Regions from separate parts of the Mus musculus genome. Here all the other regions are linked to region 1. The links are chromatin loops, found by intact Hi-C in ENCODE. Cell type or tissue: heart. All regions are shown on one strand. Region 1 holds the start of Zfp341 (zinc finger protein 341). Region 2 holds the start of Cbfa2t2 (CBFA2/RUNX1 translocation partner 2). Region 3 overlaps Gm39962 (a long non-coding RNA gene).

Evidence for each region. Hi-C counts contacts between places; a loop is a spot of excess contacts. Peaks named below come from ENCODE experiments on the same cell type or tissue, not always from the same donor. Only the 100,000 strongest peaks of a DNase experiment are listed, where the experiment ranks them.
Region 2: a loop joins it to region 1, with 2.5 times the contacts of the local background. A loop is called at or near these places in 4 of 42 quality-filtered maps.
Region 3: it touches region 1 in a loop (4-fold over the local background); 20 of 42 quality-filtered maps call a loop at or near these places.

What each region holds. Positions count from the first base shown.
Region 1 is chr2:154,610,941-154,615,940 of GRCm38, reverse strand. Zfp341 (zinc finger protein 341) reads right to left here and starts at 2,573. Exons shown (of 15, transcript NM_199304.1): 1 at 2,539-2,573. The coding sequence starts at 2,569. In heart, CTCF peaks have their summits at 1,927 and 2,638 (motif pointing right); DNase peaks (open chromatin) are centred at 510 and 2,510; H3K4me3 peaks cover 2,335 bases; H3K27ac peaks cover 2,916 bases.
Region 2 is chr2:154,433,423-154,438,422 of GRCm38, reverse strand. It overlaps Cbfa2t2 (CBFA2/RUNX1 translocation partner 2), which reads right to left and starts at 1,939. Exons shown (of 11, transcript NM_172860.2): 1 at 1,787-1,939. The coding sequence starts at 1,820. In heart, CTCF peaks have their summits at 1,869 and 2,163; a DNase peak (open chromatin) is centred at 2,112; H3K4me3 peaks cover 2,484 bases; H3K27ac peaks cover 2,101 bases.
Region 3 is chr2:154,414,844-154,419,843 of GRCm38, reverse strand. Gm39962 (a long non-coding RNA gene) reads left to right here. Exons shown (of 3, transcript XR_866871.2): 3 at 3,253-3,345. Among named protein-coding and RNA genes, the nearest start is that of Gm39962, 4.0 kb to the left of the region's middle. RefSeq lists a cis regulatory region at 1-440. In heart, a CTCF peak has its summit at 2,536 (motif pointing left); no DNase peak of the experiment used is centred here.

The DNA.
Region 1 (5,000 bases):
ACGTGTGTCAAGGCTCTTGTGGCTCACTTTGATAATAGTCTATTTCACAGGTGAGGAACAGATAAAGTCAGGAGAAAGGAGGGTGAGAGAAGGGAGGATGTGGCTGGAAGTGACGCAGGCTTCCTGAACTGTGGGCAGTGAGGCTCCATAGCATGAAGAACACAAGCTGTTATCACCGGGAGAAGTCGGGTTCTTGGAATCACTCTGTCTATTAGAACTTCAGGAGGAAAAACAAAAAAAAATTTTTTTTCAAGATAAAATATTGGGCCTGTGAGATGGGTTCACACAGTGGGTGAAGGCACTTGGCAAGTTGAGTTTGGCTTCTAGGACCTACTGACTCCTGCAAGTTGTTCTCTGACCTCCACATGCATGCTGTGACCTAAGTATGCACACATACAGACCATACATATAAAAAAAGGTCGAAAACATAAAGCCCTTAATTAAACGTTCCACCCTCCGCTCCTTTCCCTTCTGGTGAAGTCCATCAGTACAAGCCGGGCACACTGCCCTTCCTTCCTTCCTTCCCATCAAGGCCCCTGGTGCGCTCCCGGAATCTTCCCTCACCCCACTGCTTCCTTCCTGACATTTCTAGACTTTTGGCAAATCTAACCTATTCTGCTTCCCAAATATATCTGGGATCCACCCTCTCCAGCCGCTTGGCCGAGCTCCTTACACTCCCTGCTGCCCTTCACCATACCCCCCCCCCCCCCGCATTCCCCAGAAGCCGGGGTGAACTTTATAAAACATACATCAGATGATGTGGCTCCCCTGATGAAAACCTTTTTTTAGCACCACACTGATCCCAAGATAAAGTTCAGAAGCCTCATCAGATCTGAGGAGGGCTTTTCTCAAGCCGCTCCGCTACACTGCACCGGGAATTATGGGAAATCTTGTTCTCCCTGGCTTCCACCACCTGGTCCTTCCGATGCCCTTTTATTTGGATCGCCACACACCTGCTGTTCTTCTCGTAGAAATTTTATTTATTTTGGTCCTGGGGACCTTTCAAGGCCAGTGAAACTACACTTCTCGAATCCTATTTAATTTTTTCTTTAGCTAATACACAAGCATATGCTTGTACGAAACGTTTAAACAATGCAATACCCCACTGTCCTCCAAAGGGAATGAACACCCACGACCTGACCACACGCAATACCCCACTGTCCTCCAAAAGGGAACGAACACCCACGACCCTGACTGACCACCCAGATCCACACCACCCCTGCTATTTTCTTCACAGAACACACCAGCTGGGGTCACCTTTGCAGTCTTCTTTTTTGAGTTCCCGTTGTTTTGTGGTTTTTCCCCCCTTTTATTTTCTGTACAATGATATTTTTAATACTTTTGAGATTATAATTTGATTAGGACATTCCGCCCTTCACTTTTCTCCCTCCAAACCTCCCATATAACCTCTCCACTCTCCTTCAAAGTCATGGCCTTTTAAAAAAAGTTGTTATTGAGTATATGTATGTACACATATATTCCTAATTGGTTTTTGAAAGTCTCATGGTGCCAAAGCTGGCCTCAAAATCCTTATGTGGCCGAGGCTAACGATCTTCCTGCCTGTCTTCCAACCGCTGGGATTATGAGCATGCACGGCAAACCCTGCCTGAGATTGCCTTCTTTTACTATTCTTTCCCACAATTCTGACGGCGGGGTGAGGTGGGGTAGTAATGAAGGAGGATGAGGACAAGTGAATCTGGCTTAGTAAGAATCACTGGATTTCTTTCAAAGGTAAGACTCAGGTGAGAGCTCATCCTCCAAGAAGCTAGTGAACTACAAGCCTTGGTTTCCTTCTGCCGGCCCGGCCCACAGATTTCCACTCGGGCTGTTCACTCCACCCTCCACCCACAAGGCTACTACTGTGTCCAACTCCTCTCCTGTCTCTAGAGCCATCCTTTGTTGTTAAACTCCAGCAGGTGCACATGGTGGCGCTCAGAGCTCCCTTTCTCCAGAGCCTGGGGCCCATGCACCACGGCGATCTTGCAGATCACAGAATCGAATCCGATTCGATCGGAGACCAGAGTAGCCCAAGCAGGCACACGCGTGCAGGGCTCAGATCGGAGCACGGTGGGTGCCCTGTGTTTACTGGTTTGGGCCGGTGGTCTCTCCCAGACTCCGCTGTGCACACAGGCGGCGCCTCCTTCTCTGCTCTGGACTTAGTAGGACTACATCCCAGCCCGGAGGCCACCGTGGGTCTCGGGACGTTCTGAGTGGTTCGGGCGCCCGACTGGGCAGCTGAGCCGCCCAGCCCTCCCGCACCGCCGTCTCTCCAGGCCCAGGCCCCCGGCTGTTTCCTGGGCGTGCACCCTCCCGCGCCGGCGGCCTCGACTGCCGCGCTGTTCCGGTCCCGAGGCCCCCTCCCCGCAGAGCCGGCGCTCCCAGGCTGTTCCCGCCCCCTCCCGCCCCGCGGCTGTTCCGGCCCGGACGCCCTCCGCCCTCCGCCCCGCGGCCTCCACGCGCCCTGGGCCCGGCGCTGCGAGGGCGCGGCGGGAGGGGGCGCCACGCGGAACAGCCGCTGCCCCGGCCCGACGCGCTCACCCTCCAGGGCCTCGAAGATCGCCTGCGCCATCTTGGAGCTGCCGCCGCCCGGGGAGTCGGAGCGGGGCTACGCAAGCATTGTGAGAACCGCGGCGGGGTCGGGGCCGCCAGGGGGCGCCCAGGAGCCGACGCCGAAGCCCCTGCCCCGGAAACAGCTTGCCCCGCTGTCCGGCCGGAGACCCAGTCCCCTAGTAGTTCCAATTCTACACAGACATACGTCCGGCGCTCGCACATCGCCTCCCAACGCGGACACCGACCCCAGTTCTTCAACACGCACCCCATGATCGCTGCACACAGTCTTCTTCAAGGTTGCAACACCAACCCACCTCACCGAGATTGTCTGTTACATGGACACCCCACACCTTGCAACTGTGCCACGCTGATTGGAAAGCAGCCTTCTCGAAGGACTCCTATCTCTGGTCTTAATTCCTCAGTTTATGTTAGATTCCCTCAGTGCTCTTCTTAACCCCAATTTCCAGCTTTGGAGGGACCTCCATTCCCATTCACACACCTCTCGACTGTGATTCTCTGAGACCCCATTTCTTTGACGACCCTATTACCATTTCAGCCATTCCTAGCTCAAACTCATAGGGAGGGGATCCACTCCCAACTTCATGTCGTCGTTTTTACATTTATTATTAATTTTGTTTTGTGTATATGGACACACATGGCATATATCTACACACAGACACACAACAAAACACATGTGTGAAGATCAGAGGACAACGTTCCGGAATCGATTCTCTTCCCTCCATCATGTGAGACCCTGGCACTGAACTCAGTCCAGCAGCAAGTGCTTTTACCAGCTGAGCCGTCTCTAAGTTTTGTTTATAATCCATGAAGTCCAATTTGAACTGCTGGTACATTATATTGATCAGTGTGTCAGTGTGGGGTCATCCACTGGAACATGGTTTATCAGGGACTACATATACACTTAGAGGACTTTCTCTCCCAAGACAGACCTCTGGGGATTTGTGAGGTCCTCATCCATGCATTCTGGAATGATGACTGGCTTGATCCTGTGCAGGTGGAGAAAGCTACAGCTGGTCTGAGTTTGCAAGTGCTGTAGCCCTGCCATTTCCAAGACACGATTTCACCCCAGGCCTCCCCAAACTCTGGCTCTTATATCTTTCCACCCCGACATTCACCATGATGCCTGAGTCTTGGAAAGAGGAAAAGATGAGATAGAAGTCCTACTGTGGCTAAACACTCTACTGACACTTTAACTAGTTGTGAGTTTCTGACTTAACTGTCCTCTGTTGCACAAAGTTCTGTAATGCTGGCTCACTTAATAGTCTCACTTAATAGTGTCAGCTGCCCTGAGTGTGTGGGGCTCGAAGAGGGCAGGGCTGCATACAGAGCCTGGTGAATGAATGCTAAGCTGGTGATCTACTTTAGCTCCACCTCAACCCTTGACCTTTAATTTTGACCTCAGTTTTTGTACTTACTATTCTCTCCAGCTTCCATTACCCTTCCTAACAGCTGACACCACTGCTTCTTGGGTCATCTACCTCCTCAAAGAGGCCTTTCCTGACCAACTACCCTGACTAACATAGCTTCTCCTTGTACCAGAATAAAAATTATCTGAAGCCATGGCTCCTCTTCTCCACCCCTCATTTACTTCCTGGTCTATGGCCTATGTTTTCTGATAGATTATGACTGAAGACAATTTTTTTTTTTTTTTGGTCTTGGCTATGTTTCTAGAACCTAGAACAATACCTGGCATATCGTAGGTGCTCAACAAACAAGTAATTTTTAAAAAAGATTTATTTATTTATTTTATGTATGGGAGTTCACTGTATATAGCTGTACTGATGGTTGTGAGCTTTCATGTGGTTGTGGGAATTGAATTTTTTGGACCTCTGCTTGCTCTTGGCCCAAAGATTTATTTATTATTATACATAAGTACACTGTAGCTGACTTCACACACCATCTCACCAGCCCCAAACAAGTAAATTTTTAAAAATTATATCTTCACTTCTATTATTTTGTGTGTGGATGTTTTATGTGCATATATAGCTGTGTGCTACATGCATGCAGTGCCCTGGAGGCTAGAAGATGTTGGATCCCCTGGAACTGGAGTGATGGAGGGTTGTGAGCCACCATATGGGCGCTTGGAATGGATCCTGGGTCTTCTGCATGAACAAGTGCTCTTAACCACTGCACTGTTCTCCAGACCCAATGATTAAAAGTTGAATTAAATGACCAGATACATTATAACGATAATAATAATGATAAAAGCAATGCCAGATGAAATTTTAGGGAAGAAATCAAAATCTGAGGCCAATGGGTCAATGGTGATGTTAAAAATAGAAAAGAAGAAATTCTGGTTTTATTCCTGGAAAGAAGGTAGAAAAAGGGCTTTAGCATTTGGAGTGAGCTCTGGGTCTGCAGAAGTTACAGGAAAAGGACTGCCTGGCCTGTGAAGTCTGTGAAGAGTGTTTTTGTTTTAGTGGTGGTAG
Region 2 (5,000 bases), 180 kb after region 1:
AAAGGGCTGGGGATACAGATCAGCATGGTACATAAAGCACAAGGCCCTGAGTGCAATCCCCAATACTGCTTTAAGTAAATGAATTTAAATTCGGGTAAAAGTTTCTTCCACTTTTCTTCTGTTTGTTTCGTTGTTGTTGTTGTTTTTTGGTTTTTTGAGACAGGGTTTCTCTGTATAGCCCTGGCTGTCCTGGAGCTCACTGTGTAAACCAGGCTGGCCTGGAACTCAGAAATCCGCCTGCCTCTGCCTCCAGAGTGCTGGGATTAAAGGCGAGCGCCTCTCTTCCACTTTTCTTATATATGATACCATCAAACCTAAGGGTTACTTGTCTCCCTTCAGAAGACCATTGAGAGCAGCAACAGCACACTTAACTACAGAAGGCATTGGTGGGAAAATCTAGTTTGTATCTTTTTCCATTCAATTTGGAATGAGAGCCCAAGAAAAAGGCTGTATGAATCCTCCGCTATAACTGCTGAACTGAAGAGCAAAGAGGGGAGGGGCTAAAAGCTCTCAAGAGGCCTCATTTTATCCTTGCACAACGGACATCCTGCAACACCTGATGTTAGCTTTTATTCATTTTTTTGTTTTATTTTTAGGGTTTTGTTGTTGTTTTTGTTATTTTGTTTTGTTTGGGGCAGGGTGCCACAATGTAACCCTGGCTGGCCTGTATAGATCAGGCTGACCTCAAACTCAGCCTCCAACGTGCCTCAAATACCTGTTTTTAGACTGTCACCTGGCATAGACAAAGAAATATCCACAAAGCACGAGTCCCTCTCTTAAACTCAAATTCAGAATCTAGTCTGTCAAGTTTGTTGCCATAGTCTCTGGACTTAGAGTGATAATTTGTATTTAGATGATTTAATAAATATTAAATGAATCGAATGCAAATTGCCTGGTGCTCAAGTAATGTTGGCTATTACTGCTATTTTAATGACAATTAAATTTTTATTGTTCTTATTAAACGATGCCATCCCTCCTCCAAGGATCTTACAATTCTAGGAAGAACGTCTGTAAATGGGATAGCGAAATGGAGGTAAGAATAAAAACACAACTGAGTCACATAGTAGGACTAGTCAAAGACAATATTAAACAAACTAACAAAACACAACCAGACGCCAACTTCGGACTTTTCCGAGGAACACACATAACAAACTGTGATTACGATAGTGAGTTTTCACACTTGAGTATGATGTGCAACTGTGTGTTCAGGGGATTTTACTGGATTCACTAAACCCTACTACAGAGCATTCAGAGTACGTTCCTCACAACCCATTTTTCAGATCGAGCAACTGAGACTTTTGGAGCGCCAAGGTCACAGCCTACTCGCGAGGGAGCCAGGACATGAACCCAAAGCAGTCCGACCCCAGAGCCTACATTCAACAGGGCCCTCCGGAATATCAGCCCGGCATCCTCCAACATCTACCACTCGTCGCTCCAATTCCGGCGTGTTTCCCGGGACCGGACTTTCAGCCCCGATGCCGCGAAAACAAAACAATACTTCTCTCGCGGACAGTCCATAGGGCGCCCGCCAGGCCTGAGCTCCAAGGCCGCTCCACACAGTCCTGCTCAGCACCCGGAGCCGCGAGCCCCACAGGAAGCGCCGGGATAGCCCCGAGGGCCCCGGAAGGCCGGGGAGCCGCATGACCTTGGATCCAGTGCCCCAATCCCGGCCTCAGTTTCCCTGCCCAGGCCTCCCGCCGGGGGGCCTCTGCAAAGCCTCCCGCCTATGGAGCAGCAGGCCCCTCAACACACACCCCTCAGCCGTCCGCCTTCCCGCCCCACTTACGTTGGAAGGCGGCCGCTCCAGGGACGCCCACCATCGCGGAGCGCAGTCTGTCGCGAGCGCCGCTCGCTTCGACCCTCTGCCTGAGCCCTCCGCAGGCGCAGGCCGGGACCTGCACCCGCCGAACTCGCCCGCACCAGCGCCGCCGCCGCCGCTGCCGCCGCCGCCGTTAGGCCGCGCGCCGCCCCGCCCCCAGACAGCCCCGGCACGCCCCCGCCGCGCGCTCCCGCGCGCAGACCAACGCACGCGGAAGACGGGCCCGAGGGCGCTCACGCGAAGCACCGCCTCCTGACCTGGCCCGCCCCTTCCGCGCCAGGCTGCGTCCTATCCTGGAGCGGCCTGCACTTCGACCCGCCTCCCGCGCGCTATGCGTGGCCGCAGGGAGCCGCCCTTCTCCGAGCTCCAGACTTCCGGATGTGGCCTGGGCGGCAACCTAGGAACGGGGGCGGAGTCCCGGGGCGGGGCTTCGGGGAGGGACGTTTCAGGTGCAGGCCTTGTAACGCTTTGACGGTTGTATTGGGTGTTAAAATTGTTCTTTCCTCCTTTTACTTATTTGTTTTTACATTGACTTATTGCATATGTGTGCGTGTATATGTTTGAGGGAGTCCAACGCATGTATGTGAATGTCAGAGAACAAGTCGGGAGCAGGCTCTCCTTTCACCCTGTGGATCCAGCAGGTCAAATTTCGGGCATCAAGTTTGTTTGACAGCAAGCATCTTTGCCAAATTAGCTATCTCGCAGATTTCTACATCTTTTGCGGCTATAGGAATCTAAATGTTTAAAACAACTAGCTGTCATTACTGATTTCTGTATCAGATCAAGGGGCTTTGTGGGGTTTGTCTGTGTTTGTGAGGAGGGGCACGTGTATGTGCAGGGGTTTTTTTGTTGTTGGTGGTGGTTTTTTGACACAGTCTCACTTGTAGCTCTAGCTGTCCTGGAACTCACAGATAATCTATCTACCTAACTCTACCTCCCAAGTGCTTGGGACTAAAGGCCTGAACTACCAGGCCTGGTTAAGTGCAGGTTTATTTTGGTTTGTTGAAACAATGTCATAATGTACATTTGGCTATTCTGAACTCACTGACCTACACCAGGTTAGCCTTGAACCTTAAGCTATACTTCTAAGTCTATCTCCCAAAGCTGTGTCTATAACACCAGCAGGCCTCACAAAAAGTTGTTTCTGAAAAGGGCCTATTTTGTATGTCTAGCTGGGCTGGAACACACAGTGTAGCCACAAAAGCCTGGAACTCTCACACATCCTCCTCCCGTGGCCTCCCAAGTGCTGGGATTGTAAGCAAGAGTCACTAGCCTGTCTTCAACAGCTGCTTTTATACACTCTGCAATTAACCATCTCAGTACCAAATACAGTTTCTCCCCTTTTCTACACATTCGCTAGAGTCTCTCCCACTGGGTTGTCCACCTATTTCTGTTAGCAAACTCAAAACATAAATCCTCCGAGCAACCCAAGAAAGTACTCTGATCCTAGCATGAGTTCTCTGCCATTCTGTCTCTCAAAGATTCAAAATCAGGAACTATAACTAAAATGAAGCCAGCCTGGCATAGTGGCACAGACCTGTAATCCCACCCTAGGGAAACTAGCAAAATAACTGCCAACCCAAAGCCAGCCAGGGCCACATAGTGAGACTGTCTCAATACAACAAGGTCAGGCATGGTGGGTCACACCTGTACTTCCAGCATTGTTGGTAAACGCAGGACATCAGTTCAAGGTTGCCCTATATGATGATTTAGAGGCCAAACTGGGTGAGCCGCGGTGGCATTGCCAGGTGAAATGGCACACACCTGTAATCCCGTAAAGTGGCACTTGGGAAGAGATCAAAAATTCAGCTACACGCAGGGCGGTGGTGGCACACACCTTTAATTCCACTTGGGAGGCAGAGGCAGGTGGATTTCTGAGTTCGAGGCCAGCCTGGTCTACAAAGTGAGTTCCAGGACAGCCAGGGGTACACAGAGAAACCCTGTCTCAGAAAAAAAAAAAAAAAGAAAAAAGAAGAAAACAAAAACAAAAACAAAAAACAGCACACATCTTTAATCCCAGCACACAGGAGGCAGAGGCAGGTAGCTTTCAGTGACTTTAAGACTAACCTGGTCTACAGAGCATATTCCAAGACATCCAGGGCTACACAGAGAAACCCTGTGCCTGTGGGGGACTGGAGAGATGGCTCAGTGGTTAAGAGCACTAACTGCTCTACCAGAGGTCCAGTTTAATTTCCAGCAACCACATGGTGACTCACAACCATCTATAATAGGCTCTGATGCCCTCTTCTGGGGTAATTGAAGAAAGTGGCAGTGTACTCATATAAAATAAATAAATAAATATTTAAAAAGAAGGAGAAGAAGTGGGGTGGGGGTAGAATTCAGTTACAGAAGCTGGAGAGATGGCTCAGAGGTTACAGGCACTGGCTGCTCTTCCAGAGGACCAGGGTTCAATTCTCAGCACCCACATGGCAGCTCACACTGTCTGTAACTCCAGTCCCAGGGGATTTGACACCCTCACACAGATGTGCATGTGGACAAAACACTAATGCATATAAAATAAAAATAAATAATTTAAAAAGACAACGAATTCTATATATCAAGTGTATCGTGAGACAAAAAGATGGCTACTATGGGGCCAGACTGAGCTACTGTCAGGTCCTGTCTCCCAAAAGAAAAAAAGAAACCCCCTAACATGGACTGATGCCCTAGATTTGATATCTGGCTCTGTAAACAAACAAAGGTTACAGGTTCAAATAGACCTAAGGAAATAGAAATTGCTTGGACCTCTGAGCTATTTGTTTGGTTCTTTATTTTATTAATATTTTTTTTTTCCTTACGATTCTCAGTCTATATCTCAGACTGTCCTGGAACTCCTAACAAGTCGCATGTCTTGGCATCCCAAATTCTGGGGCTCCAGACATGATGATACCAAGCTGAATTTTTTTCTTTTTCCTTTTGTCCCCCCAGTATTTGTCTTTAGTGACAACAAGAGTAAAGCTGGGCAGGCAGAGAGAGTGCATGCTGCCTGCCATCTGTCTAGGCCACGTGACTTCCCCTGCTAGTGAATGATCAACACCAGAAGACAGGGAGAGAGCGGCTTACAGACTTGTGGAGTAGCTCCTTGTTCCTTGTTGAAACACCACTGACATTTATTTACTTATGTATTTATTCATGATAGTGATGTGGTGTGGTGGTTGGTTACTTGTTGATTGCCCCCCCC
Region 3 (5,000 bases), 200 kb after region 1:
ATGTGAGGAGAACCACAGAAAGGGGGAGCTGTGTGTGTAACTAGGGGCAGGCTTTTAGGAAATCCCTGACTTTGGGTGGTGAAAAGCAGAAAGGAAAATTCTGGAGCCAAAGAGTTGGCCCTTTGCTCCCCTCATTCCCCTCTTCCCCCATTTCTTTCTTTCTTTCTTTTTTTTTTAAGATTGATTGTTTTATTACATGTAAGTACAGTGTAGCCATCTTTAGACACACCAGAAGAGGGCATCAGATCTCACTAGGAATGGTTGTGAGCCACCATGTGGTTGCCAGAACCTGAACTCAGGACCTTCAAAATGAAGAGGAGCAGTCAGTGCTCTAAGCCATCTCTACCCACTAAGCCATCTCACCAGCCCCCTCTTCCCCCATTTCTGAGACACGGCCTCCCTATCGAGCTTTGGCTGGCCTAGAATTGGCGATATAGACTAAGCTGGCCTCAGATTCCTAGAGATCCACCTGCCTCTGGCTCCTGCATGCTGGCATAAAGTGGGGCTGGAGAGACGGCTCAGTGCTTCCGAGCACTTGCTGCTCTTCCAGAGGACCCAGGTTCAATTCCCAGCAACCACATGGCAGCTCACAGCTATCTGTAACGCCAGTTCCAGAGAACCTGACACCTACCTTCACATGGATATACATGCAGGCAAAATACTAATGCACAGAAAAGAAAAATAAGTTGTATTTTTAAAAGATGTTTAAAATTCTTACTGAGGGCTGGAAAGGTGGCTCAGCGGTTAAGAGCACTGGCTGCTCTTCCAGAGGTCCTGAGTTCAAATCCCAGCAACCACGTGGTGGCTCACAACCATCTGTAATGGGATCTGATACCCTCATCCGGTGTATCTGAAGACAGCAACAGTGTACTCACATGAAAAAAAACAAACAAACAAAAAAACAAATAAATAAATTCTTGCTGAACCAGGACTACACTGTCTCCAAAAACCAAAAAGAAAGAAAAAAATTTCTTGCTGAATAAAATGACTAGTTCTTCAAACATAGTAATAACAGTATTAATCTCAATAAAGCGGTCCTCAAGCCAGTAGCAGAAATTTGAATGAGATATTACTATTATTATATACTTTGTCGAGGTAGGGTCTGGTGTATCTAGGGCTGGCTTCCTACTTACTGTGTAGCTGAGAATGACCTTGAACTTCGGGTCCTGCTGCACTACCCAACTGCTGGGACTACAGGCCTGTGCTGCTTCACCTAGTTTACGTGGGAGCATTAAACCCAGGTGTTCCTACATGCTAAGCAAGTACTCCATTAACTAAGCTCTGTCACAGCCCCTTGTTTTGTTTCTGTTTTTTAAAAGCAGGGTTTCATGTAGCCCGTGTTCACCTTTAACAGGCTTTGTAGCTGAGATTGGCCCAGATCCTCTTACCACCGCACTTAGTTTACTATTTATTTTTGTATGTTCTGGGGGTTGACCTCAGGGCTCCACGCATGCTAAAGGAGCACTGCACCGACGGACCTACCTTGAAACCACACCAGGAGCCATTGTTAGGTCTCCATACCTTACAAGGATACCTTTCTGTTTCCCAAGCTTAGTGCGTCCACAAACCACACTTTCCAACTTGTGCTGAACTTGAAACCCTGCTTCGCCAACCTCCTAAACACCTGTTCTGACCGCCCTTCCACAGGATACAATCTTGCTCTTATCTACCCCACGGGCTACCTTGGGCCCCAAGTTCCTCACTCTTGGGTCCAGGTGCTATCACCCCTGACCCTGCCCTTATAGGGGGATCTCAAGGGCTGGAAAGATGGCTCAGTGGTTAAGAACACTGACTGCTCTTTCAATAGATCCTGAAGATCCTGAGTTCAAATCTAAGCAACTACAAGGTGATTCACAACCATCTATAATGGAATCTAATACTCAAACTGTTTTTGAACAAATGGATCTCAAAGTCTGCCTGGAGGGAGTTCCAGAACAGCCAGAGTTATAAGAAGAAACTCTGTCTCCAAAAAACAAACAAACAAACAAACAAACAAACAAAAAAAAAAAGAGGGAGAGGGCTAGAGAAATGGCTCAGCTGTTAAGAGCACTGGTTGCTCTTCCAGAGGTCTTGAGTTCAATTCCCAGCAACCACATGCCGGCTTAGAGCCATCTCTAATGGGATCCAATACCCTCTTCTGGTGTATCTGAAGACAGCTACAGTGTACGCATATAAATAAAATAAATCTAAAACAAACAAAAAAACCCAAAAAACAAAAACAAAAGCAAAGCAAAAACAAAACAAAACAAAACAAAACACAACAAGGGAGATGTCTTGGCTTGTGATTCCTGAACTTGGACAGCTAAGGAGGGAAGATTTTTCAGTTTGAGGCTATGCTGGTAGATCCTTTGTGAAAGAAACGAAAGATAAAGCGGGAGAACAGGGTGAGGGAGACATGGAAGAGAGGAAGGAGAAAAAGAAGAAAGGAGAAGCCCACTCCTTTTCTACTTTTGTTACTTATTCCCTTGTTTTCAAAGGGAATTGTTCTAAACCAGGCCAGGACCCTGCACTAGGCACTCCCCGACTGTCTGCTGCCCCCTGCTGGTATTCCCTCCACTCCAAGACAAAAGTTTTAATTTGAAAGAAAAAGGATAAGGATGGCACTGATTCCCCAGGAACTCAGGCTGTCCTGCCCAGCTGGTGTTTTGGGATGTGGACCTTGAAGGCAGAATCTTTGCATCCTGAATTAAGCATTAGTCTGTCTGGAGCCCTAAACAGGGCCTTTTTCCAGTGCCTGCTTCTGGGCTGCAGGGATAAGGCTTGTTGAAGTATTGCTTAGACCAGGAACCTGAATGATGAACACCTTTCTGGCTTCTATTGACTCTATCATAAAAGGTAGATTCTTTGCCTTGGCAGACCTCCTCTGCTTCATTATGTAAACATGTATGTCCTTGACAGAATCTGTAAACACAGGTAAAAGCATTACACAGTCCATTATGTTAAAACAGATTACATGTTATAATTTTTTTTTCAAGACAGGGTTTCTCTGTGTAGCCCTGGGTGCCCTGGAACTCACTCTGTAGACCAGGCTGGCCTCGAACTCAGAAATCTGCCTGCCTCTGCTCCCAAGTGCTGGGATTACAGGTGTGCGCCACCACGGCTCAGCGTGTTGTAAATTCATTCTGGTATGCTTTCTATAACGATGCTGAGGTGATTTTGAGCTCCCTTTGATTAATTAAACTTATGTAATTATATCCTATATTAACGTACATAATTAATTGGTTTATCTATTTTCTTTTTCTTTTGATACAGGATCTCAAGGCGAAACCTTTGTTAGTTTCAAAACCTGTGGTCATCTTCCTGCCTCTGCCTCCCAAGTGCTGGCATTAAAGACATCCCACCATGCCTGGCTTTTTTTTTTTTTTTTTTTTTTTTTTGAGGCTGGGTATCATGTAGCCCAGCCCAGGCTGGCCTTGTTGCCAATGCTGGACTTGAATTCCTGATTCTCTTACTTTCTCCTCCCAAATGCTAAGATTATGGAAATGTGTTATTAGCCAGGCATGGTGGCTGACTGCATGCATGTACTCTAAGTACTTGCCTGGTGCCCATGGAGGTCAAAAGAGGGCATTTGTCTCTGGGAATTGTAGTTACAGATGGTTATGAGCTGCCATGTAGGTGCTAGGAACCCAACCTTGGTCCTCTGCAAGAGAAGCAAGCAGTCTTGACTGCTCAACCATCCCTCCAGATTTCTCTCAGCTATTTCTGAGACTGGGTCTCACTACTTAGCTCTGGTGGCCTGGAACTCGCTATGTAGACCAGTCTGGCCCTCCTCTGCCCCCCGAGTATTGGGATTAAAGGCCTATGCCATCACAGTTGTCTGAAATGGTTTTCTTTTCTCTTCTTCTTTTTTTTTTTTTAAGATTTTTAAATTTTATTTTTATTTATATAATTTAAGTATATGGGTACACTGTCACTATCTTCAGACACACCAGAAGAGGGCATCAGATCCCATTATAGATGGTTGTGAGCCACCATATGGCTGCTGGAAATTAAACTCATGACCTCTAGGAAGAGCAGCCAATACTCTAACCACTGAGCCATCTCTCCAGCCCCTCTTTTTTTTTTTTTTTTTTTTGGGAGTGAAATTTTATTTTATTTTTTAAGATTTGTTTATTATTATTTATAAGTTCACTGTAGTTGTCTTCAGACGCACAGAAGAGGGTGTCAGATCTCATTATGGGTGGTTGTAAGCCACCATGTGGTTGCTGGGATTTGAACTCAGGACCTTTGGAAGAGCAGTCAGTGCTCTTACCCGCTGAGCCATCTCACCAGCCCTCTCCAGCCCCTCTTAAATGGTTTTCATAATAGCATATATTAATTGTGCATGATGCTAGATTTAAAACTATGACATTTTCTTTTTTTTTTTTTTTTTTTTATTAAAAGATTTATTTATTTTATTTTATTATATGTGAGTACACTGTAGCTGTCTTCAGATGCACCAGGAGAGGGCGTCAGATCTCATTATGGGTGGTTGTGAGCCACCATGTGGTTGCTGGGATTTGAACTCAGGACCTTCGGAAGAGCAGTCGGTGCTCTTAACCACTGAGCCATCTCTCCAGCCCTGACATTTTCATATATGCATATAAGTATTTTGATCATATCTTCTCTCCACTCCTCTCTCTGTTCCACTTCTATTCCCACTGATTCCGTTCTGGGATCAAATGTCTCCCAAATGTCTCCTTTACAACTTAATTTGTTATGTTTTACTTTGTTTGAAACAGACTTTCTCTGTAACAGCCCTGGCTGTCCTAAAACTCACTAGACTGTAGACCAGACTGGTTTTGAACTCACAGAGATCTGCCTGCTCTGCCTCACGCCCAGCTAACATGTGCTGTATATGACTCCTCACTGTCACAGAGGGGTGGATACGGAGCTACAACGCCCAGTCAGATCCTTGGGAGTCATGGAGTATTGACCTCTTCCGGCCAGTCTAATCATCTGCAGTAGAAGGCAAGAGTGCCAGAGTATTCACTGATGATACTTAATAAGTGTTTGGTTCT